Regions from separate parts of the Homo sapiens genome. Here regions 2 and 3 are each linked to region 1. A link is a loop called in an ENCODE intact Hi-C map of the cell type or tissue named here. Cell type or tissue: PC-3. All regions are shown on one strand.

Evidence for each region. Peaks named below come from ENCODE experiments on the same cell type or tissue, not always from the same donor. Only the 100,000 strongest peaks of a DNase experiment are listed, where the experiment ranks them.
Region 2: it touches region 1 in a loop (9-fold over the local background); 3 of 110 quality-filtered maps call a loop at or near these places.
Region 3: it touches region 1 in a loop (11-fold over the local background); 11 of 110 quality-filtered maps call a loop at or near these places.

The regions. Positions count from the first base shown.
Region 1 is chr17:72,114,361-72,122,360 of GRCh38, forward strand. SOX9 (SRY-box transcription factor 9) reads left to right here and starts at 6,660. Exons shown (of 3, transcript NM_000346.4): 1 at 6,660-7,462. The coding sequence starts at 7,032. SOX9-AS1 (SOX9 antisense RNA 1) reads right to left here and starts at 1,656. Exons shown (of 7, transcript NR_103738.1): 1 at 1,494-1,656; 2 at 1-40. RefSeq lists enhancers at 3,336-3,957, 5,323-5,823, promoters at 5,925-6,692, 6,547-6,692 and silencers at 6,306-6,635, 7,546-7,645. In PC-3, CTCF peaks have their summits at 4,417 and 7,483; DNase peaks (open chromatin) are centred at 4,411, 5,621, 6,181, 6,581 and 1 weaker place; H3K4me3 peaks cover 3,528 bases; H3K27ac peaks cover 3,189 bases.
Region 2 is chr17:71,848,014-71,856,013 of GRCh38, forward strand. No RefSeq gene overlaps it. Among named protein-coding and RNA genes, the nearest start is that of ROCR, 170 kb to the right of the region's middle. RefSeq lists an enhancer at 6,665-7,811. In PC-3, no CTCF peak of the experiment used is centred here; no DNase peak of the experiment used is centred here.
Region 3 is chr17:71,760,807-71,768,806 of GRCh38, forward strand. No RefSeq gene overlaps it. Among named protein-coding and RNA genes, the nearest start is that of ROCR, 260 kb to the right of the region's middle. In PC-3, a CTCF peak has its summit at 3,895 (motif pointing right); no DNase peak of the experiment used is centred here.

The sequences.
Region 1 (8,000 bases):
GTTCACGTGGACAGAGGCTGGATTCTGCGGGAAACCAGACCTGGAGACAACAGCAGAGATGAAATCTTGTCTCCTTCAGAAGTTTAGGCACATTGTCAGCCCTCAGGCAATATTCACTGAATTGATTTATTCAAAAATCAGAATGATTTGACGTTGGGCTAAATGGGAGAGACATGACAAGTGACAGGGAAAGACAGGATGGAAAGGACATGGTGTCTCCACCACGTTGTACTTCCTCTACCCAGAACTCTACTCTGTCATCTGGAGTCCTAGAAAGATTTAGATGTAGCCACCCCATTCCCCCCATCCCTGCCCAGCCTCGTGTTCGTCCATACTTTGCAAATTTGCAAGCACCCGCAACAGCCTGCTTTGCCGCCCATGATACAGCATATATTTAATATAGTTGGGGTTCAAACTAATGCTCTACTGGGAGCTCCCTAGGAAAACTCTAGAGCCAGGTCCCTGGGGAGAAGTGGACCCTGGAGGCGTGGGGATGGGGTGAACGCCTGGGTGGAATATCTGAGCAAACCTACTCTGCCTTTCTGTCCAATCATACGGTAGAAAGCATACCTTCCAGGTACAGTATCAACCCCTCCGTCAGGGTTAGACACCACCTTTTCTCCTGGCTGCTGAGGAAAACATCTCAACCTATGAGATGTCTCCACTGCTCCAAGAAAATGAGTATTTAGGGGAAAGATTAAATGCCCATATACTTGAATCTATAGTGACCCTACCCCTAAATTATACTAGTAACTGTTTATCTGTCTCTGCTTTGCCTGTGGATATTAAGGCAGATGAGACAAAAAGTCTTCTTTTGCCAACCAAAGCTAACAGTTTGCGAGCTTTAGGGGGACCCCAAAGGGGACCAGTTTCTGTAATACAGTTGATGCCTTCTGTCTGTGTTCTGTCAGGATTCCCTCACATTTTAGCCAACCTGGAAACTAGGGAAGAAAAAGTAACAGGTTCCAGTCCTAGAACTCTGTGGAAGAAATCAACCTGCCCTTTCTCGTGGGGGTAAACACATGTGATCCAAAAGATAGTGACAGGAACACTGTTATATTTTCCGGGTCTTAATGATTTGGAAGGGGAATACTGTCCCCTCTCCTAGGCCAGTCCAAATTTCACAACCCATCCGGAAAACAAAAGGCTGAAGACAGAAAAAGAAGACATTTACTATTCCACTTCTTCCTTTTACATCAGTGAGAGAAAGGGCCTTGGGAGAAAGATGGCACAGAGAGAAACAAAAGAAAGAAAGAAAGAAAACCAAAAATCTCTGCTTTCTCAAAAATCCCTGGTCTGCCTATCTAGGCTGGGAGAGACCCCGAGGGCAGCCTGTCTCTCCTGCAGCCTTTGCAGTCAGCGACAGGCATCATGAAATTAATTTGAAATAAACAATGACAAAGCAGGAAGCTCAACGGGTCCCTGAGTTGCTTTGGGCCCCCACTCCTCCCCGAAGCCCCTGGGCTGTTTAACAAAGCCGTGGGTCCGCCTACCCCAAGCACTTTTTGTGACGTCACAGCTCCGAGGACCATCCGGGGGCTTTACTCTCGCGGAAGCCCAAAAGTTGGGGTTTGACCTCATGACCTTGGCCTTCCCGGGGGGCGGGAGGCCCTCGGGACAGGACGCGCTGTCCCCGGAGTCCGGAGCTCAGGCCAGTGGCAGTCGACCCAGCCCCCGAGACTCCCTCACGCCGCTCCAAAACCAAAACGGAGCCCAACACGAAGCTGGGTGAAGCCGTAGCTTGCAGGAGCCAGGGAGATGCGCTCTGCCCGGGACTTCCCGGGTCCTGTTGAGACGGAAAGGATCGCAGGGAAGACAGGATAATTGGTCTTTAACTCTGACCGTTACCTTCGAAATTGCACCTTACAAGCATGTCCTCTATTTCCGTGGCTTGATGGGGACACTTTCTCTGATTAAGATCCGGAATAATCACCCACCCAATGGGATCTCTTAGAGGGAAGCGCTGGTTAGAATCCCTCCAGGCTGAGATGCAATCATCGCCATTGAGCCTGCCCTCCCCTAGGGAAACCCCACAAAACCATCCTGAGAATCTCAGCCCTCTTTGGTCGGTACCTGAGACTGCATAGACCTAAACTGAAAGGTGATCGAAGGGGAGGAGCAGTTGCTCGTGCGGAGGAAGCTCTTGGGGCCGAAGTGGCCCCGGCCGAGTATGTCGCAAAGGAGGCACCACTGCGTTGAGCGCTTACTGTATCTTTACTTTTAAATCACCAAGGCAAAATCACCTTCAGCTAAAAATGCCTGAAAGACTTTTTAAAATAGTGGGAGTGGGCGTTAGGGGGAAGAGATGGCCTAGGAAATTTTCCGCAGGGCGTTCTAGGGATGAGTTGAGGGAAGCCGCATGACGCGCGGCTCCCCGGTGCCACAGCTAAGGACAGATATTTTCGCAAAACCCAGAATGAAAAAAGAGCACGCTCCCTTTGGGAGCGCTGTCCCTTTGGGACTGGGGCCTTCCACTCCCACCCCTCCTTTTTCCCTGATCGGCTCCGCAGCTCCACGACAAGCCAGCTGGTCTGGTCTCTGACTTGGGCTCCGGTCCGTACCCCCGGGGCGCCCTGCTGTGTTACAGCCGCCCGACGCCCCCAGACCCGGCCAGGTCACCAGGGCAGATTGGAGGTTCGCGCCCCCTCACCCGACACCTCCCGTCCACCTCATCTTTCTTTTTTTCGAAAACAGGAAAGGGAAGAAAACTGAAACGGGCCTCTTGGTCTGCAGTTTTAGCGGAGTCGGGATTCCACAGCCCTGAGTGGCACATGCCGGTCAACTTCCCAAAGTCGGGCTCCCGTGTGGGGAGAAATACACACGCAGGAATGCACAAGCATCGCGTGTTCGCAACTGTCGCTGGGAGGTCTGGCGGCTGTGATGGGACATGCACTCACTCGGGCAACACGTCCACAGGTGACATCTATTCGATCAGTCAACAGATATTTATTGCGCACCTACGACGCTATCTGGTACTTTCCTTTTCCCCTTAGCTGTTGCTGTCCAGCCCAGCGCCAGTCCAGAGACGGGCTTACCGGCCGCTCCCTTCCACAAGAAACTCGTGTCCGGCGTGAAGAGCGGACGATAAACACTCTCCAAGCCCAGCGAAATGTACTAATTACAGGAGCGGCTGGGAGCCCGCGACACGGGGACCTGTCCCTCCAGGGATAGGAGTCTTCTACCTGCAAGGGACCCGGCCTGGGGAACTGGAATAGACAAGGGGTAACCCCTTCTCCCATCACCTCTAATGAGAACATTGTCCGGGGCTGAGATATTTGGGGGACGCCGCTGCTCACCCCACCAAACTTTCCCTAGGGACAGAAAAGCGTCCCTACCGAAAACGGATTTAAACACCGTCCCCACTTTTGCTAAGGAAGTTTGGATAGGGAGGTTGTGGTCCTTAATTCGCCAGGTAAAAGGAACCCCATCAGCTCGCATCCCTCACCCCCATCCTGAGCACTGAGTGTTTGCGAGAAACTCGCCCTGCGCCAGCAACTCTGGGCTCCGGTCTCAGCTCCCGCGTAGACGCGGAGGAGAGATTGGCGGCCCCCGCTGGGGAAATTGAGCCCGGCGCCGGTCCGGGACGTGCAAGAGGGGGAAAGGGGGAGATCCCAGACCTCGGTTTCCCGAGGGCTTCCCTGGGGAGCCACTCGCACCTCTGTGTCTCCGCTCCCGGCGGCAGACCTCGCGGCGCTTGCTCAAGAGCGGGTATCCGAAAGCACGTCCCGAACACGGAGAAGCGCCCTCCGTCTCCTGCCTCGTGACCTGCGCCCTTTCCCTCCCTCACCGCATCAGATGGAGGACCCTGGCTCCTTTCGCCCCTGGCAAAATGCTCTAGCCAACACTGGGTCAACAGCCTTAGTTTCCAGATCTGTAACCTGAACATCAGGAGCGGGTTCCTTTCCTTCTACCTGTGTCTGAGGTCCTCTGGTCGGGGACTGCGCGCGTCTTCCCAGGTCAGGGAGGAGGGGTCGGGGCGACCTGAGAAAGACACAACGAAGCGAATGGAGCCCCTGAATGGGGAAAGGGGAGTGGACACCAGGAGGCCCCTGCAGAAATGCAGGACCGATCCACTCGCGAGCTGACAATGCCACGCGCTAGACTTGGCCTGACGGTGGCAACGCTTGGCACCTGGGGGATAGGGGCCTTCTCCTGGCCTCAGTCCCCAAATTCTGCGCAGAATAGAACGGCTGGCATCTCAAGTGCTCTTTTTTCACCCGGATCTCTACAGACACAAGTTCCCTCACTGAGCTGCGCAGAGGTGGATCCGCACAGGAGGGAATATCGCGTAGGAATTCCTGCAAATATAAATCTCAGCAGCAAAGCAGTCCAGATTGACTGGAACACACCACCCCCAGCCACCACCATCCAAGTTTTCCCTGGTTCTCGGAGTTGGAAACAGTTTCTGGGCTTTTGGCGCCCCCTCTGGATACAGATGAAAACTGCAGTCCATTTTTAAGTCGCCTGTTCATAAGTTTTCAGGAAGATGTAAAATTCAAAAATGCTTGCATCAAATCAACGGGAAATGTATAAATCCCCGTCGTTTATGATGTAAAACTCTACATATTAGTATCTTATTGCATAATTGCATTAAAAGTATATTTATACATATACGTATATATCTTGACATATATTTAGTGAAATATTCCAAAATATCTTAAAGTCATAGCCCTCTTCACTGACTTTATTCCAGCAAACATGGTAATTACAATATCATACAACTAAGTACAGACGACCTGGCTAAAATGTCTGCCCGATGGTCTCCGAGTCTCCTGAATCAGGTGTCTGAGAATTACACAGTTATACTGTACACACAATGCCCTTCTACCCGGGACACAGAAATAGGTCCACACTACGCGGACTTTTTTCTCCTAGGAAAGGACGATGCTGTTCTTACACTTTCTGAAAGTAATCACAGAGCCCTGGATACGAAGCTATTGTATGCAAATCTCTTAAATTTGTAAACGAGCTATAGGGCACCAGAAACATCCCATTTGAAGAAGTTACATTCGTTAAAAAAAAAATGCTGTTGAACAAGGCTGTAACTTACTACCTTATGAAGAGTTCCATTTCCTATAAGAAATGTCGGGCTTCTTCCGAAGACAACGAGAGAAAACAAGATTTTAAGAAATTCTCCCGGAAGGACATTGATTTGGATCTTGTGATAGTGTCCTCACTTCGCAAATTAGAAAGGGAAAAAAAAACTAGTTTTTATTATGATGTGGGCCGATTCACCACAACAATAATTTAATTGAGGCGAATTTTTGCAAGAGCCCAAAAGGGTGGGGGGGGGGGGGGAGTTTAAAATTAAGAGTTTCCCAATGCTGTGCGTTTATTTGGGATTCTGAAAGCACAGAACCCGCAAGCGACCAAGACTTTTCTTCTATCCCAGAGCAGATAGCTCCGCACTTACCCAACCTGGCTCTAAGCATTTCGTGTAAACACAAAGGTTGTGCTCAAATCACACTTGAAATACATGAGAGACACCACCAATGCCTCCCCCAGAACTCCCAACTACATGCAGGTCTGAACCGACCGGACTAGAGTCAGAAGCACCGGCGCTTCACCCCTTCAGGTGTTTCGTAAATGCCAGCAAAAGCAGGCAAGCAGCATGACTCCGCCAGAGTGGAGCGTTTTGTCTGCGGTGGTGCCCATTTGTTTGGTCTTTTACAAACCAAGTGACCGGCCTGGGCCTCGCGGCCCGGGACAGCCGCATTGGCAAACTTCTATCTCTCAAAGCCAGAGCAGTTAGCAAACTCTCCCCCAGACAGGGCGACTCGGCTGACGTTTTTGACCCGGCCAGGAGGCAAAGACCAAAACGTCAGAGCAGTAGCCCTGTTACTGAGGAGCGTCGGCAGGGTCGCGGGTAGAGGGGGCTGGAGAATGACTTGTCAGAGCTCAAGGTCGATGTGGCGCGGGGCGGCCTCGAGAGCGCCGGGCTCCTGCGTGGCCACGGCCGCCGCTGCCAACCTTCGCGGGGACTTAGCTTTGCTTTCCATTGACTCCCTTTGCAAAAGCGCAGCAGAATCCTGACCAGCCGCACCAGCCCCGGCGAACCCGAGCATGTTAATCTATTTATATGGATTATTACGGAGGAACAGCGGGCGTTGAGTCACCAAAACATTTGCTTCAAAAGACTATTTCTAAGCACTTTTGCAGGCAGGCAGGCTCGCTCCAGGCGCGTAAACTCGGCTACGCATTAAGAAGCGGCTGCTTTTCGAATACTGCAAACTCCAGCTAAGTCCCCGGTGCCGCGGAGAGAGCAGTGAAAAGAAATGTCGGAGGTGGGGGTAGATCCTAGTCTAGACACACACACTTGCGCGCACACACACACACACACACACAAGATTCGCGCGGAGAAGGCACTAAAATTCTGGCATTCCGAGAGTACGACAAACTTACACACTTGGAAGTCCCGGGTCCCCCGCCTTCCCCGCAGCACCCCCCGCCCCCCCACCCTACCGTCCGCCCTTTGGCTGCGATCCCCTCCCCTCTCCTCCCCTCCCGCCTCGTCACCCAGCCCAGTGCCACAATCCTCCTCCCTCCCCAAAATCGGGTCCAATCAGCTGCCTGCCAACCCTGGGACTGCTGTGCTGTGATTGGCGGGTGGCTCTAAGGTGAGGCGGAGTATTTATTAAAGAGACCCTGGGCTGGGAGTTGGAGAGCCGAAAGCGGAGCTCGAAACTGACTGGAAACTTCAGTGGCGCGGAGACTCGCCAGTTTCAACCCCGGAAACTTTTCTTTGCAGGAGGAGAAGAGAAGGGGTGCAAGCGCCCCCACTTTTGCTCTTTTTCCTCCCCTCCTCCTCCTCTCCAATTCGCCTCCCCCCACTTGGAGCGGGCAGCTGTGAACTGGCCACCCCGCGCCTTCCTAAGTGCTCGCCGCGGTAGCCGGCCGACGCGCCAGCTTCCCCGGGAGCCGCTTGCTCCGCATCCGGGCAGCCGAGGGGAGAGGAGCCCGCGCCTCGAGTCCCCGAGCCGCCGCGGCTTCTCGCCTTTCCCGGCCACCAGCCCCCTGCCCCGGGCCCGCGTATGAATCTCCTGGACCCCTTCATGAAGATGACCGACGAGCAGGAGAAGGGCCTGTCCGGCGCCCCCAGCCCCACCATGTCCGAGGACTCCGCGGGCTCGCCCTGCCCGTCGGGCTCCGGCTCGGACACCGAGAACACGCGGCCCCAGGAGAACACGTTCCCCAAGGGCGAGCCCGATCTGAAGAAGGAGAGCGAGGAGGACAAGTTCCCCGTGTGCATCCGCGAGGCGGTCAGCCAGGTGCTCAAAGGCTACGACTGGACGCTGGTGCCCATGCCGGTGCGCGTCAACGGCTCCAGCAAGAACAAGCCGCACGTCAAGCGGCCCATGAACGCCTTCATGGTGTGGGCGCAGGCGGCGCGCAGGAAGCTCGCGGACCAGTACCCGCACTTGCACAACGCCGAGCTCAGCAAGACGCTGGGCAAGCTCTGGAGGTAGGACCCGGCGGGGGCGGCGCGGCAGGGTGGGCATCGCGGCGGCTGGGGGCGCTGGTCAGGGCTGATTTGCCCCGCCCCGCCTCCCATCGCCCGGGAGTTGCCGTTCCGGGAGCCGGCGGGATGGGGTTGGGAGTGGGAATGGGGTGTAACTGTGGCTCAGAGTTTGACAAAGTTCTTGGGCTGCTCGCGGGGACGCGGAGGAGGGGGGTGGTAAGTGGAAGAGGTGAGGGAGGTAGCTGGAGGATGGACGAAGACTGGTGGGAGACGGAAGGAGGGGGCTGCCAGCCTGCTCTCCAGTCGCCTGGAAGCTCAATCGGGGCGGGGAAGTGAAACTTGCCTCCCTCCTACCCGGCCTCTTAAAACTGCACTCTCTCGTGCAGCCCCACTGTCCACGGAGATGGGGCAAGGGAGAAACCGAGGTTGGAGGAGACCCTTGGCAGGAACTGGGAGGCGGGAGGAGGGAGGCTACTGGAAATAGGTGGGAGTGTATGGTGGGGGGTGAGAATTGGGGACCTTCTTGCAGCTTAAGTAATTT
Region 2 (8,000 bases), 270 kb before region 1:
GAGGACCTGCTTCAGAGGACTTAAATGTTAAGCCCAACATTAAAGAGAGTTGAGGATTCCTGTTTCTTTATACACCATTGTGTAGAGATGGTAACTGACAAATGACTGATTGATACAAGAATTTAAAATGCTTCTTAAAATGTTTTTCCCTTTTTTTTTTTTTTTTTTTTAGCATGATGGGGTATATGCCAATCTAATGTACTGACAAAGTTGGAGTTTCACACCCCAATAAGAAGACATAGCCATCTGGCTTCAACACAGGCCTTAAAAACTAGAAGAGTAGTTAACAAAGGTATGACCCTCCCAGGGTACACTGTTCAGGGAGCCATGTTCTGAGTATGTCAGAACCTCAATGCCTAGAAGCAAACTCTGATCCCTTCAGGTCTCAAATTTTATAAGATAGATGAGAGTAATGAAAATATGATTCCTCCTCTTGAGGATTTCAAAAACACCAAGATAGTTTTGAAAATGTCGCTTGAATTTTTCAGTTCCTGAAAAGAGACTGACTTTTACACCTTGACATAGATTAGAGTTCCATGTAAAAATTCAAGTTAGAAAGAACCCCTCATCCATGATATTTCCTCTGATTCTGAACTTTATGTTAGTAGATTTTTGTTCAACTAATTTTCATAATGCTGTCTTTCAAATTACAAGTGGCAAGAACAATAATTACATAGTCAATCTATTGTACATCACTGCATAGAAAATTCCATATAGCTCAAGACAGAACTATCTTCAGTTTTAGACTAAAATCCTGATTATCTACCTCAGTGTTAAAACAGGGATTGCAAAAATAAAATAAAATAAACAAAAGCCACAGGTAAGCTGCAATGTCACAGCAGGCATTAATTTCCATATTCTTCCATGCTAGTTATCTCCCTAGAGTTATTTTGAGGATATCACAATGATTTTCATTACATATGCTTAAATGTCTTATGCTTTTTTTATGTTGGCTTCATCATCTTCATAACTTGTAAACAAGGACCATGTCAGTCACTATGAAGTACAGCATAATGATTAAGAGCTTGGGCTTTCTCCAAAAAAGAAGAACCTGAATTAACTTGGGCAAGTCATTTAACCTCTTGGAGCATCAAGAATGGTAATACTAACAATGCATTAGTTCGTGAGAGAACTAAATGAGATAGTTATTTAAAAGCACCAGCATAGTACTTGGCACAGAGCAAGGACTTATAAATGTGAGTTATTAGTATAAATATGTCCTCTTCCACAAATAGTTGTATGCTAAGCACTCAATAGAAACTCGATATAATAGTGATAATTTGTAACATGAAGGAGAGACAATCACCACAAATTGGACTATATTCCAGGGTAATTCTGGGAGTCTAAAATTATTTATCTTTTTAGTACTTTTTGTAAAAACTGTCTTTATTGTTACCCAATTCTTTCCCTGCCTCTCTTATTCTCCTGTTTTATATTTTGCCCAAGGCATCATTTAGTGTTCCAAAATATTAGACTATTATAGGTACTCAGAAGCCCCAGGAGAAACGGAATACATTTACAGACCCATAAACATCTAAATTAGTGCTATAAATGGGAAATATAGTCTATAGTTGGAGAGTGCCCAATCCATAATATGTTGTGGCATAGAAGAAACTTCCTTTTTGGTGGCTGGAAAATCTATTTGCTCTAAGTATTCAATTTTAAAATGGATAATAAAAATAAATAATAGGCATGCTTCTGCTTAAATTGTAACTTTCATGGGAGATCTCAAAGAGTTTTTCAACTGTTAATTTATGACTCCTGGGGAAAGGTAGGTGGCAAGTAAAATATTTCTTCTTCAAATGGAGAAACAGACATAGAAAGGCCTGGGTGACTTGTCTAAGAATACAAGGCATGCTCCAGCTTTATGCAAACCAGAAAAGAAAATGTGGAGATACGCTCTTTAAATGATGAAATCTGTATTATGTGCTGATAAAACCTAAGATAAATGCTGACATAGGTTGTACAATTATCATATACCTAACATTTGTCTATCAGTTGTCTATTCCTGCAAACTACCACAAAAACCTAATGGCACATAATGGTATTTATTCTTGCTCATGTATCTGCAGATGGGATGGGAGTTAATCATATAGGCCAAGCTCAAGGCCAAGCTCACCTGGGCAGCCCAGGATTCAGATTGAATCCAGATATGCTCCATGTGCCTTTCACTCTACATAGACCAGAGGTCTGGCCAAGGCATGGTCATTTCACAGCAATAGAAGAGCAAGAAAGCAAACTCCAACTATGCAAGTGAGCTGTGTCACTTCTACTGATCCTATTGGCCAAAACAAGTCAATGACTAAGAACACATTGAGAGTCACAAGTATATTTTACCTACTAAGAAGACAAAAAGTCCCATGGTCATACCCAAAATCAACTTCCTTGGAAGTGCACCCTCCCCATGGAGGTAAGAGAAGAGAGTGAATACTTGTAAACAAGAATCTAATTTATTGTAAACAGCACCTTATTATTACTAATATTTCAGACATTTTTTCATGTGCTAATCTTGAAACTGTGGCTGCTTCTCATGCTTCTGTAACTCTGACTCAACCACTGGTTTCATCCTGGCCTAGAAGGTACTCTCTGAATATTAGTGTATTATTCACATGTATTAGTTAACTACAGCATTATTCAAAGCTCTTCTTTTTTCACATAAACCAGTCTTTCAGCTGATCTCCCTTTAGAGAACAAAAACAATAAATGTAGGCATCATTTATTGAATGCTTACTGTACAACAGATATGTGCTAAACTCTTGACAGATATCATCTGCCTTGGCTTCATTTAACCCTCACAACAAGCTAAGGAAGGTATAATCCCTATTTCATAAATTAAGAAACTGAAAATTAGAGAGATGAAGTGATATTACCATGGTTACACAGAAGTTAGTAACATGGCTGTGATTCAAAACTAATATGTCTGGCTCTCAAAGTCCAAATGTGAGACCAAGAAAATGCGGTGAGATGAGGGCTGAGACTGATTCAGTCTACAGTGACAGCACAGACAGCAAAATTATTACACCTAAATGCAGAGGAAAAAGGAGGTGTGCATAACTGGCTCTAACCACCAGGCCTGCCACTGTCTTGCTGTGTGATCTTGGGGAAATTACTTACTCACTTAACTTCTGTTTTCTCATCCGTGAAATGAAGATGATATCATTTTTGTTTGGTTGTTGGGATTTTTTTTTTGGAAGGGTCTTGCTCTGTTGCCCAGACATCAAATACCTCCTTTCACTTATTAGTATCTCCTTGATAATAAAGATACTAATTAAAGTGATTTAAGAGGAAGTCTCCCAACAGGGACATGATGCTAATTAATTTACATTAAATTGCATATGGTACAATCATGTAAACAACTTGCACTTATGAGTCTTTTATTTTTTATTTTTATAGAGATGGGATCACACTATGTTACCCAGGCTATTCTTAAACTCCTGGCCTCAAGCAGTCCCCTCATGTCAGCCTTCCAAAGTGCTGGGATTACAGGCATGAGCTACTGCACTTGGCCCAACACTTAAGGGTCTATTCACAGGCACTCTTTAGTCCCTGAGATTCCTAAGGAACCAGGAAAGCCTAACACCTATGAAAGGCTCAGTGCAATACCTTTAGCACATTGGTGTCATTGCAGATGAGGTCTTGTTACCTAATGGAGCTGAAGCTTTAGTGATATTGTTTGAATTTGTGTCCTCACCCAAATCTCAGGTTGAATTGTAATCCCCGGTGTTGGAAGAGGGGTCTGGTGGGAGGTGATTGAATCACAGGGGTGGTTCCCCCTTTCTGTTCTTGTAATAGTAAGTTCTCACAAGATCTGATTATTTAAAATGTGTAGCATCTGCCCCTTTTCTTTCTTCCTCCTGCTTCAGCCATGTAAGACGTGCCTGCTTCCCTTTCACCTTTTGCCTTGATTGTAAGTTTCCTGAGGCCTCCCCAGCCATGCCTCCTGTACAGCCTGTAGAACCATTGGCCAACTGAACCTCTTTTCTTTATAAATTACCCAGTCTTAGGTATTTCTTTATAGCAGTGTGAGAACAAACTAATACACTTAGAAAACTCAAAAATTCCAAGATGTCACCTGAGGATTCTTTCTGGTTTCTAGCATGCCAGTATCTTGGTATAAATCCACACTTCTCTTCAAGTTGTTTTGTGCCACATCTACACCTTTCGCCCAATACTCGATTTGTTTCTCATGTTAGAACAGTTTGAACACCCATTGAGGATGTGACATTCATTCTCTCTCTCCTCCTTTTCTCTCTCTTTCTCTCTCCTCATATTATACAGGGCCAAAGGGAAGTCAAGGATTAGGGCTTCAGCCTCATCTAAATTTTCTACACAGCAATGCAATTTAAGATACTTCATTAAATGCAGTGCCAGTTGTTTTCATCTTAGGCAGCAAATGATATGAGAACAGCCCTCTACACATCAAGGCCCCATGGGGTAGGCTATAGACAGCCAGAAAGAAGATCAGCTGTCCCTTTGACACTTTACTTTGAAGTCCAGCTTTCTCTCCAAGGTAGCTGAGTCCTCTCCACATCACTGCCAACCCCTGCCTCCAGGCTTTATCTAAATCACCCTCCTCTCCAGTTAAATCTGTAGGTTCCTGTGGGGACGAGTGGCTCCCACTGGCTAAGGCCTATTTCTCCAGGTTATATATGTCAGAGTTTTCCATGCCTTTAACAAGACTCAATTAAAAATTAATCAGCCCAGCATGGCAATTTGGAGAGGTAATTGTTTCTTTTCCTGACTCCATGGCCATAGGCTAAAAGCATACCCAGTACCTAAATTAATCATCTAATTGGGATTTTTCCATACTCCAATGACTCAACCTTCCAGCGATCCCAGCAAAGTGCTGTCCGACCTCAATAATTAATTTGCCTTAGTGTCCACTCTGTGGGTTTCTCCCCTGCTTTCCCTTCCAATCCCCTTTAGTAAAATAGAAAATAGCCATATAGGCCGTTTACCTGGGCCCTCTCCAATAACCAGGAGGCTTTATCTTCAGAAGATAAAATAGCACTTGTGAGGAAATATTGGAAATAGTGGGGCAGGTTCATATATTCAACATAGTTTGTAATAGAAAAAAATGGTTACTAACTAATGGTAGTACTTGATTGGCTAAATAAAGCATAGTATATCCATGCAACACACAGCAATATGGCTTTAAAAAGAAATGAGGAAATGTCATGTATGCAGCTATGGAATGTTCTCCAGGATATTAAAGGGAAAAAAAAGCAAATCACATAACAATACATGAAATGTTATATTTGCAAAAAAAGGGAAGAAAATATATGTAATGAAACGTATGTGTGTACAGACATATATAATACACACATATACACATGTATGCATATGCATATATTGATAGAGAAATATAAATATATATAAGTTTGTAATGCACTTAAATCACCTCTGGGAGGAGTCACAAGAAGCTATAAAATCATTTGCCTGTGGAAAGATAAACTGGGTGTCAGGAGGGGAATAGAAGAGAAAATTTCATTGTATGTCATTCACGTGCCTTTTGAATTGTGAATGTTCTTCCTGTCCAAAACATAAATACATTTATATCTTTGATATCATTTAATAATACTTGGTTTATGGTTGAAAATTCTTACAAACTTATATACATAACATGAATAGATAGACAAATAGCACATTTAAATAATTTTTAAAAAGAGAAGAGCAGGGAGAAGGAAAATTAGTACTTATTGAGCTGTGTGTCAGACCATGTGTACCCGTTTTTTTGTTTTTGTTTTAGTTTTTGTTTTTGTGACGGAGTCTCACGCAGTCACCCAGGCTGGAGTGCAGTGGCACGATCTTGGCTCACTGCAAGCTCCGCCTACCGGGTTCACGCCATTCTCCTGCCTCAGCATCCCCAGTAGGTGGGACTACAGGCACTCACCACCACACCCGGCTAATTTTTTGTATTTTTAGTAGAGACAGGGTTTCACCGTGTTAGCCAGAATGGTCTCAATCTCCTGACCTCGTGATCTGCCCGCCTCAGCCTCCCAAAGTGCTGGGATTACATATGCGAGTCACTGCGCCAGGCCGTGTATCCGTATTTAACACTCAAAGCAACCCTGCAAGGTGTCTTCATCTCTCCCTTTTTTTTTTTTTAACAAATGAATATAGTGAACATCCAAAGAAGAAATTAGGCGAATACCAGAAGTGCTTGTGTTGATTCATAGTAGCTAACACACACACATACACCCCTTTATATTTCATTTTGATATAATAAATACATTGTTTACTCTTCCCAAATATAAGATAAATGGCAATCTTTTTATAAGGAACCCACTCTCTCAATAACTGCATTAATCCATATATGAGGGCGGAGTATTCATAGCCTAATCACCTTGTAAATGTCCCGCCTCTCAATACTGTTAAAATGGCAATGAAATTTCCAGCACTTAGTTTTTGGGGGACACATTCAAGCCACAGCAAAGGTAATCTCGCTTTTGCTAGTCTCAGTTCAACCTTTAACAAGACAAGCATGTATACCTATGCTGACAAGCAGCAGGAATGTTGCACTTAGTCTTATCGTGATAACAGAACAATCCTTATAAGTTTCAACAACATCTGCTTACAAACATGTAGGAGGTGAGAACAAGTCCAATTTTTATTTTATCTCATTACTTAATGAGTACAATGGACATTATTCAGGTGATGGACACACTTAAAGCCCAGACTTCACCACTATGAAATATGTCTCTGTGAGGAAATTGCACTTGTACTCCTTAAATTTATACAAATAAAAAAACAGCAATAAATACATAAAGTGTCCTGTAAAATTCAGTGTTCTTGCAGTTGGTTCACAGGTCCTATCCGAGCATAACAAAATTATTTACACAGCTTGTAACGACCTATTATAGATGGTATTAGAAGAATTCTTCTAATTCTCTGTTAATCACACTCCCTGCTCTTTATTAGCTCTATCTAGGCAAAGCATCTCCCTGGAGAGAAGAATTTGCAGCAAGCAGGAAGCTCTGGCCTCTTCATGTTCATATCATGAAAACTCAAGAGGACTCCCTGCGACCTCTGACCTTTTCTCCATGGTTGGGGTTGCCTTAGGGGTCTCTCTCCCATGGAGAAAGAACCACCAGCCTGCTTGCCCCTCTCTCCTTCCTCCCTCTCTGGTCAGCCTCACCTGTGATCACCCAGGGTAGGAAGAGAGGAAAGCCCTCCCCAGGCTCTGATAACAGGGTTGCATGACTGTAATTACAGGCTTTCGCTTCCCAGCTACCCAAATGACAGTCACAGTGGAGGCTGAAACGCCTCAGTCAGATGGAATCAATTACTGGGCAAAATTGGGAGGTTAATTTTCCCCAGAATGAGATATGCCTTTTAGCTTTGCCATCTCTTTTACTCCAGCTGGTAGCTTATTTGGTCGCATTGTTCTCTGGCCATATGAACAAAGTTCCATTAGGAAGGATTTCCAAAAGAGTTGATTTGAAAAGGAAACTCCATCAGCCCCCAAACTCAATACGAGCTGAATAGGACTGTTATTAACAAAGCAGCATGGATGGCTAATCACTAGAATTTACATTTGACGGGCATGGGGTTAATCCAATAAGAAGAAATGAGATCTCTCAGTCCAGTACCAGTCCCTTCTTTAAGGTCCCCTGGCTGAACTTTACCATGGCCCAGCACTGAAAGAGCTTTACCTTCTGGAAACTTCCATGAAAATAAGCCACTTCCCTCATTAGCATAATTTTCTAAATATGACAAAGCATCTCATTGAAAACAAAATAAAACAAAAGACAAAGAGTATTCATCTTTTTCAAGTACAATTGCCGCTTCTGAGTGGCTTAGTAGAAGTGTTAAAATAGCTTCCATTTAATAGTTTATAATAACAATAGAGACTAAAATTTATTCACGTCCCATGTTTAAGGAAATGGTAAATATTATTTATTCATTAACTCAATCACCTCAAAAACCACCCTAAACTGAGGCCATGAGAAGTTGGCTAACTTGTTCATGTTTACCCCACTGTTAAGAGTCAGAATGTG
Region 3 (8,000 bases), 350 kb before region 1:
TATATCTAAACTCAGTGGCATAATTTATTGAATATTAGTGACTTCAAACATATATTGGATTCTATTATTCTATATTTCAGCTGGTAATCAAAAAGCAAAAGGCTGAAATGTTCTTTCTTTTGTAGCTGGACCTTTTATGAGTTGATACAACTTTTTTTTTTAATGCAGTAGTCTCAGTCCTCAAAAATGATAGCAAATCAACCCTGATTCAGAAGCCATTTAAGGGGTCTTAATATTTCAAGAAATTCCAAAATAAATGTATGTTTTTAAAAAAGTAGAAAAAGCATTTGCAAGAAACATGACAACTCCTAAAGAGAAAGTGAAAATATTTTGTAAATTTAACTAAAGTATAGGGTTTGACTTCTGACTTTACATTTACCGCTTACATGAAGGGAACGCCAATCTTATTCTGTTGCATGGCTATTGTAAAGCCGATACAAGCAGGTGGAACTGAAAAGACTTTGGGAACTGTAAAGCTATTTTGTGTGTTAGTGACCATATAACTTAGGTTTCAACCTCCATTGTCTCTTGAAAATACATATTTTAAATGAAGTTTTTTTTAATGAGGCACAGCTCAACACAAAATCTTCAGTCAAATAGAGCTTGGCTAAGAACTAAACCACATTTATTTCTATTGACTTTCACTTTCTTATCAAAAGAGTTCTTATTTCTTATCACTACCATATCATTATCATAATAAATGCTTTTAAAATAATTATGTATGTTCAGTTTTATTCAATTATGTTATTGTTCATTAGAAGCATACAAAATGCATTTAAAAGGAAAACAAGCAGAAACACCAATAAACAACACATAAGACATTTAACCCAATGAAGAGTACAAATTAAACACAAATTTAAATAACTCATTTACATAATTTACATATCCTCTCAATGTTCTATATTGTCAGAATAGACCTGTCTTAGAATCTTTCATGGATGCAATTTAATGATTTAAAAAACTCTTAAAATTGCCCCAAAGAAAAATAAAAATGTCTTCTCAAGTTAGTATTTGTGGTCCCTATAGTGATATTAGTTCTTAATTTATTTGCTTATAATTTTATTTTGTTTTGGCTTGTTTTTAGAGATGGGATCTTGCTCTGTCACCCAAGCTAGAGTGCAGTAATACAATCACAGTTCCCTGCAGCCTTGATTTCTGGGGCCCAGGTGATCCTCCCACCTCAGCCTCCCAAGTAGTTGGAACCATGTTGGTAGCTGGAACCATGTGCCACTACCCCCAACTAATTTTGTTTATTTTGAAGAGATGGGGGTCTCATTATGTTGCCGAAGCTTGTTTCAAACTGGGCTCAGGTGATCCTCCCATCTCAGCCTCCCAAAATGCTGGGATTATCGGTGTCAACCACCATGCCCAGACAATTTACTTATAATCTTGTTTTTATGTATTTGTTAAATGCTGTGCTGAGTTCTGAGAATATCGAATTGAAGAAAGAAGGATCTCTGCAGAAAAAGTTCTGTTTTCCAGGGATGACAAATGGTAATACAACACAACTATATGCAATGAAATAAGCATAATAAACTGAGTAAAAGAAACCTACTACGAAAGATGCTTTGTACCTTTGTGTTTGTATTGTGTCCTCGTCTTTAGTAATACTGTATGGTTTCCATCATTTTGTCTTTTGAAAAGACTGTGATAGTTGGACATAAGTTAGAAACATTTACAATTAACTCTCTGCAGCATTTGAGCTATGTGTAATCATCTTTACATTTAAATATGGTTATCATTCCCTTATGAAGTTATTGATATCACTGCAAGTTATTTCTATGGATAACATCTCCTTCCATCTCTTTGAAAAGTCATTTGTCCAAAATGTAAGGAAGAAAAAGCACATAAGAGATTAATGATTACTAGAAAGTGTCAGTGAGTCATAGTTCATGCGTGTACAGCTCAAGTGGGGGCAGGTGTCTTGGATAATGGCCACCTCACCTTGAACCCCAATTCCATCCAATCACCAGGGAGGCAATATTTCACACCTTGATGGCAGCGTCCATGGAAAATGTGACACAATTTGATTACTGCCCCTTGAACAGTATTACAGTAAAAGAATGCAGTTTATGACACTTAAATGAGAAATAATTTAATGATTCCTACGTTCCCAAATGTCTTTTACCCTTTATTGTTATGTAGACCTCCTAGATAAGCTGTGCAGTTATGACTATTTTTCAAATGCAGAGTAAAAGCAAGAAAAAGTAAAACCAAGTTGGATTTAGGTCTTCACTAAAATGCCCGATTCACCCTCAGTTTCAGTCATTTTCATAGTACTCTTGAGTAGCAACCATTCCTTTTGCCCACAGGCGACTTAAACTCTGAGGTGCAGTCAGGAAGGTACATTATTAACTGGGGTGGGTGACTTCGCCTGTTCTGGGGAAACTAGATACAAACTCCTGGGTACTATTAGGGCCTCTGTGGGTTACCATAGTGAATTCCAACTAACAACGTATATTAGTCTGTTTTCACACTGCTGATAAAGACATACCCAAGACTGGGTAATTTATAAAGAAAAATAGGTTTAATGGACTCACAGTTCCATGTGGCTGGGGAGTCTGCACAATCATGGCAGCAAGCAAAGAGAGAGAACCAAGTGAAAGGGGTTTCTCCTTATAAAACTATCAGCTCTCTTGAGACTTATTCACTACCACAAGAACAGTATGGGGGAACCGCCCCCATGATTCAATTATCTCCCACCTAGTCCCTCCCACAACACGTGGGAATTATGGGAGCTATAATTCAAGATGAGATTTGGGTAGGGACACAACCAAATCATATCACAATGTGTGGCAAAAGTCATTCACCTGGTAGCTTGTCTTACAGCACAAGATCAGTACTGCAGAAATCCCAAGAAGAAAGAGCCCCACCGATTGCAAAGACTAACACACTTAAATGTACTCCCACTTTTCAAATACACATGCTAATGGAAGTGCATGGTTTAGCTTGAGCTCCCTAGTTTTCCTGGATAGCAGCAGAAACCTGCTTTGCTGCACAGTGGCTACGTAGAAGAGCTGCTTCTCTTCCTAGTCTCAGTCTTGGGTACATGTTAGTCCAAAATCCCAGCTGTGTTCTACGTAAAGAGCATCATCATATTTCTTCACCTATGTGAAACCAGCCCCATAAGCTATTTGGGGCCAAAGGGTTTGTGATTATTACACAGGATGTTATATTTTAGTCACCAAGTGATGCACCTTTTATGAACAAAATAACTAGAAAATTTTTCTTTTATTTTCTAAGAAACACACATACACCTCTTAGGATATGCCTGAGATTCCATTTCAAGAGAAGAAAAGTATGATACCCACAGTGTGCATTTAAACAGAAAGAGGAAATTCAGTTATTTTCTTCTTGAACTAATATGCTCAATGTAGTGACTACAACTTAAGTGGAAGAGGATAGACATTATTAGTATCCTGTACCCACAAATGACACAACTGAGGCACCTAGAGTTGATTGAAACAATCCAGACAAATAAATATTTTCAGGATTGAGATTTGAATGCAAGTCCAATGTTCACACTTCCTGGCTTTCAGGGGCTGCCCAACCATTTGGTACTTTAAATCCTGTTAGAACTTGAATGCACACACACATTAAGGGCTTAACAAGTAAGTTTTGTTCTTCAGTTCAATTAGAATGTTGTCAACCTTATAAAATAAAACTTCACATTAAACTGGTTAAATGATAAGCCGATGAGCCTTGTTATTTTATGTGTCAATAAGTCTCAGGTGGGGCAGATCCAGGACTGAATAATTCAGTGGATCAACGATGTCATCAAGGACTGATCACTTCCCTCTTGCTGCTCTGTCATCCTCACCCTACGGGCCATGTCCTTGGCTTGTCCCCTTTAGCACTGCCACACAGCTGCTAAGGGCCCAGGCATCACAAGCAGACACAGCAATGACCAGCAGGGGCAGGCGAGGCTTCTTTTGTGATGCCTTCTCTTACTTAGCCACACAACCTTCCTAGAAACTCCTTAGCACACTTCCTCACACTTCACATGGACCACAATTGTACACATCATTTCTTAATCAGAGCAGATGAGAAAAATGGAATTGATTTTGCTTGTAAGGAGTAAAAGAGAAGTAGGAGATGGTTGTTGTATTTAATCAACAATATCTGCTATATTCTTTCAATCTCTAATGTAGTTGGCCTATGCACAGTGATATTAATCATTATGAAAGGATTAAAAAAGAGACGTTACTGAGGTTAATTAGAATGAGAGTTCAGCCTTAAATTTAAAATGTAAATGGGGATGGAGACAGAAAGATATTAAGGATACAGTTAATCCATTAATATACAAATACACACATACCCACATAAGTAAATTTGTCAATTAAATATACAATTAAAAACAATATTTTAAACATACAGGTAAAACATGCTGAATATCAAACTAGTCTAACTATTGGAATGACATGAATTAAAAAATTACATTTTCTAACAGATACAAATGGTAGGAAAGTTATTTTTTGGTTTCGTTTATTCATTTGTTTTTGTTTGTTTATATTTGGGCTATCTGCTATGAGATTTCTTGAGACCTTTGCTAACTAGAACTTTCAAAGACCAAGGAATACAAAAAGCAGTATTTAATGTCCAGGTGAATGATTATATTTTCTCGTTACATTTACCAAACTTCATTGTATCAATTTAGGATGCAAGAAGACTTCAGACGCTGCTCTCAAAATCACCAGCAGTGAAGTAGATAGCAGACACAGAAAGAACAAGTAATGGCCTGGCTTCTAAAAACAGAAAGAGAAGATTTATAGCCTCCATAAAGCCAGCATGACTCAGGGCCAAGTTCATTCTGCATCCATCCCCCACTTTCTCTTGTCACAGGAGAATGAGCCGAGGACCACTTTTGCCAGCAATCTCATCTGCAGCATTCCAGTAGCCCCTGCCAGACCTGGCAAGGGTATTGAGAGGCACCCTCCTTTTTTTCAAGAAGCAGGGCTCTGGACAGAATCAGGCCAACTCCACAGGTCACACATGAGCTGCTCTTGTCTGCCAATGAGCTGCTTGATTGGTGCTTAGAAGGTGCTGGCTCTTCCTGCCCCAGTGATGGTTCTCTACAAGCCATCTCTCACCTCACCTGAAACGTGGGTGCTTTCTCAAATTCCTCACAAGAAAACATTGATACTTAGTGTTCTATATCTATACTCGGTCTTAGAAATGAATATCCCAGTTTGGTTCGCCTGCAGAACAGCTTTTACCAATCATTACCAATCTCAGCACATCACCACCTCTTCCTATAACTCCAGGAGGTTCACATAAACATAAGAAAATCAAGTTTTATGCTACTAATCCAGACTAAATCATTTCTCCCTCTGGGAAAGTAAGCAAGCAGAATTGGTCTAAATAAACTATAAGAAATCTTCAGTTATGAAGAAAAACATACATACACATGCACCACATTGATATAGAGATAGAAAAGTCCCTGCTCCTACTACTAATATAGCCTATCTTTTCACAGGTCATTGAAATTTTACTTTAAAATATGTGTGCTGGGGGCGGTCAATGGATAGTTACAGTTATCAAAGTACAAAATTCTTTTTAGGGAAAATAAAACCTCTGTAGTTACATTTTTTCAGGGTCTGGTTCTCAGACCCCTGGTTAGACTGAGATGAGGACTGAGATCCTGTGAGCAAATCCTTCATGTTCCTAAAGCCACTGAAGGCTTTTCCCAGGAGGACCCCACAGAAAGGTCCAGCCCTTGGCCAGGTGCAGTTATAAGTCCAGCCCTTATAACAAGCTGCCTGGGATCCAGGGCATTGAAATACCAGAAGACTGACAGCTGGAAGCCTGCTGGCAGTGGAGCAAGAAGGTTAACACCTTCACCTGCCTCTAGGCTTGGTGGTATTGGTGGGGACAGTCTCCTTGCATAAGGATCCACAGGGGTTACTCCAGAGATCACAACCATCACCTATCTGACCACAGATTTTAGATCTAAAACCAAGCCCCAGAAAGAACTGGGACTTGGGAAATGGGGCAGTTACCTGGGAGGGAGTCTGTCCCTTTGGAGTCCTCATTTCTATAGAGAGATACATAGGGCAATTTAGATAGAGTTGTTTCAGAAACCTGGGAGACAGATTTAATGATCTCTGGAGCTTCCCTTCAGCCTTTTTTTTTTTTTTTTTTTTTTGAGACGGAGTCTCACTCTGTCACCCAGGCTAGAGTGTAATGGTGCAATCTCAGCTCACTGCAACCTCCACCTCCACCTCCGAGTTCAAGAGATTCTCCTGCCTCAGCCTCCCGGGTAGCTGGGAATACAGGCATGCATCACCACCCGTGGCTAATTTTTGTCTTTTTGGTAGAGGCGGGGTTTCACTATGTTGGCCAGGGTAGTCTCGAACTCCTGGCCTCAAATGATCTGCCTGCCTTGGCCTCTCAAAGTGCTGGGATTACAGGTGTGAGCCACCGCACCCAGCTAATATTCTAATAATTCTAATGAGTAGCTCTCATAGTAGAAACTAGGTATATACCCAAAAGATAGAAAATCAGTCTAATGAAGGGATATGTGCATTCCCACGTTTATTGCAGCACTATTCACAATAACCAAGATTTGGAAGCAACCCGAGTGTCCATCAACAGACGAATGGATAAAGAAAATGTGGTACATATACAGAATGGAGTACAATTCAGCCATTAAAAAAATGAGATTCTGCCATTTGAAACTATAACTTATTTTATTTTTATTTATTTATTTATTTGAGATAGAGTTTTGCTCTTGTCACCCAGGCTGGAGTGCAGTGGCACAATCTTGGCTCACTGCAACATCTGCCTCCTGGGTTCAAGCGATTCTCCTGCCTCAGCCTCCCACCACCCATGCCTGGCTAATTTTTGTATTTTTAGTAGAGATGAGTTTTCACCATGTTGGTCAGGCTGGTCTCAAACTCCCAACCTCAGGTGATCCACTGGCATCAGCCTCCCAAAGTGCTGGGATTATAGGTGTGAGCCACCATGCCCGGCTTTATTTACTTTTTAAAGAGAATCATATCATTTGGTTGAAAGCATATTCTTCTTTAGTTTCTAAATAACAGTTATTTAGCTTGGCATGGTTTCTAACAACATCCCAGTCATAATATATTTAAAAAAAAAGACAGCTTTTACCTCCATCCTTCAATAAAGCAGTAAATTCATAATACAACGACTCCAAATTACTAGACAAAAATTTGCTGAAATTGAAAGGAAATTTTATCAAGCACAAGATGAATGAAATTGAATTGGAAGAAAAACTGGCTGTTTACACATGAAAAAGAAGAGTCCTGCCTGAATACAAGAGGGACTATACATATATCATATTCATGCCATTTTAACTACTCCCTAAGAAAAGCAAAATGGCTACCAATTTCAAAATTAGACAACCATTATTTTACTTTAAGATAGTATTTCTTTGAAATAACATGAAATCTGTGTGTCTCTCCTCCACTTCCCCCTCTTCCCAACTGTTACACTACTCCATCTGTCTGGGACTCTATTTCCAAGGGAAAGTGTTCAGAATAGGGATGGAGCGTGCATACAGCAGTGGTTGACTTACTCATCATACCCTACAAAACGCATCCATAATTAAAACACAGTCAGTATCTTTAGAAAAAGTCTATTTCAAAGTCATTAGGTGAAGATATATGTTCTATAGACTCAGGCAACAGGAGCATCTCTTACCTCAGTGTAGCATAGCTGTGTGAGATGAAAGTTTACCATGCACAGGGTCTTCAACTGACAGCTTGCTCTTTACTATCTCGGGAGTGGAAACAAGAGCATTCTATACACCCTGTCAGTCTGCAAACACTAAGTGATGTATTTCTCTCTTTATTTAAGGACAAGTAAGAATAAAAAGAAAAAACAACTAAATGGAGCCCAAAGGTAGAAGGACTTCAGAATAAAATAAAAGAAAAACCTCATAAAAACCCAGGACATGACAGGTACAGTGGCTTACACCTGTAATCCCAGGACTTTGAGAGGCCAAGGCAGGCTGATTGCTTGAGCCCAAGAGTTTG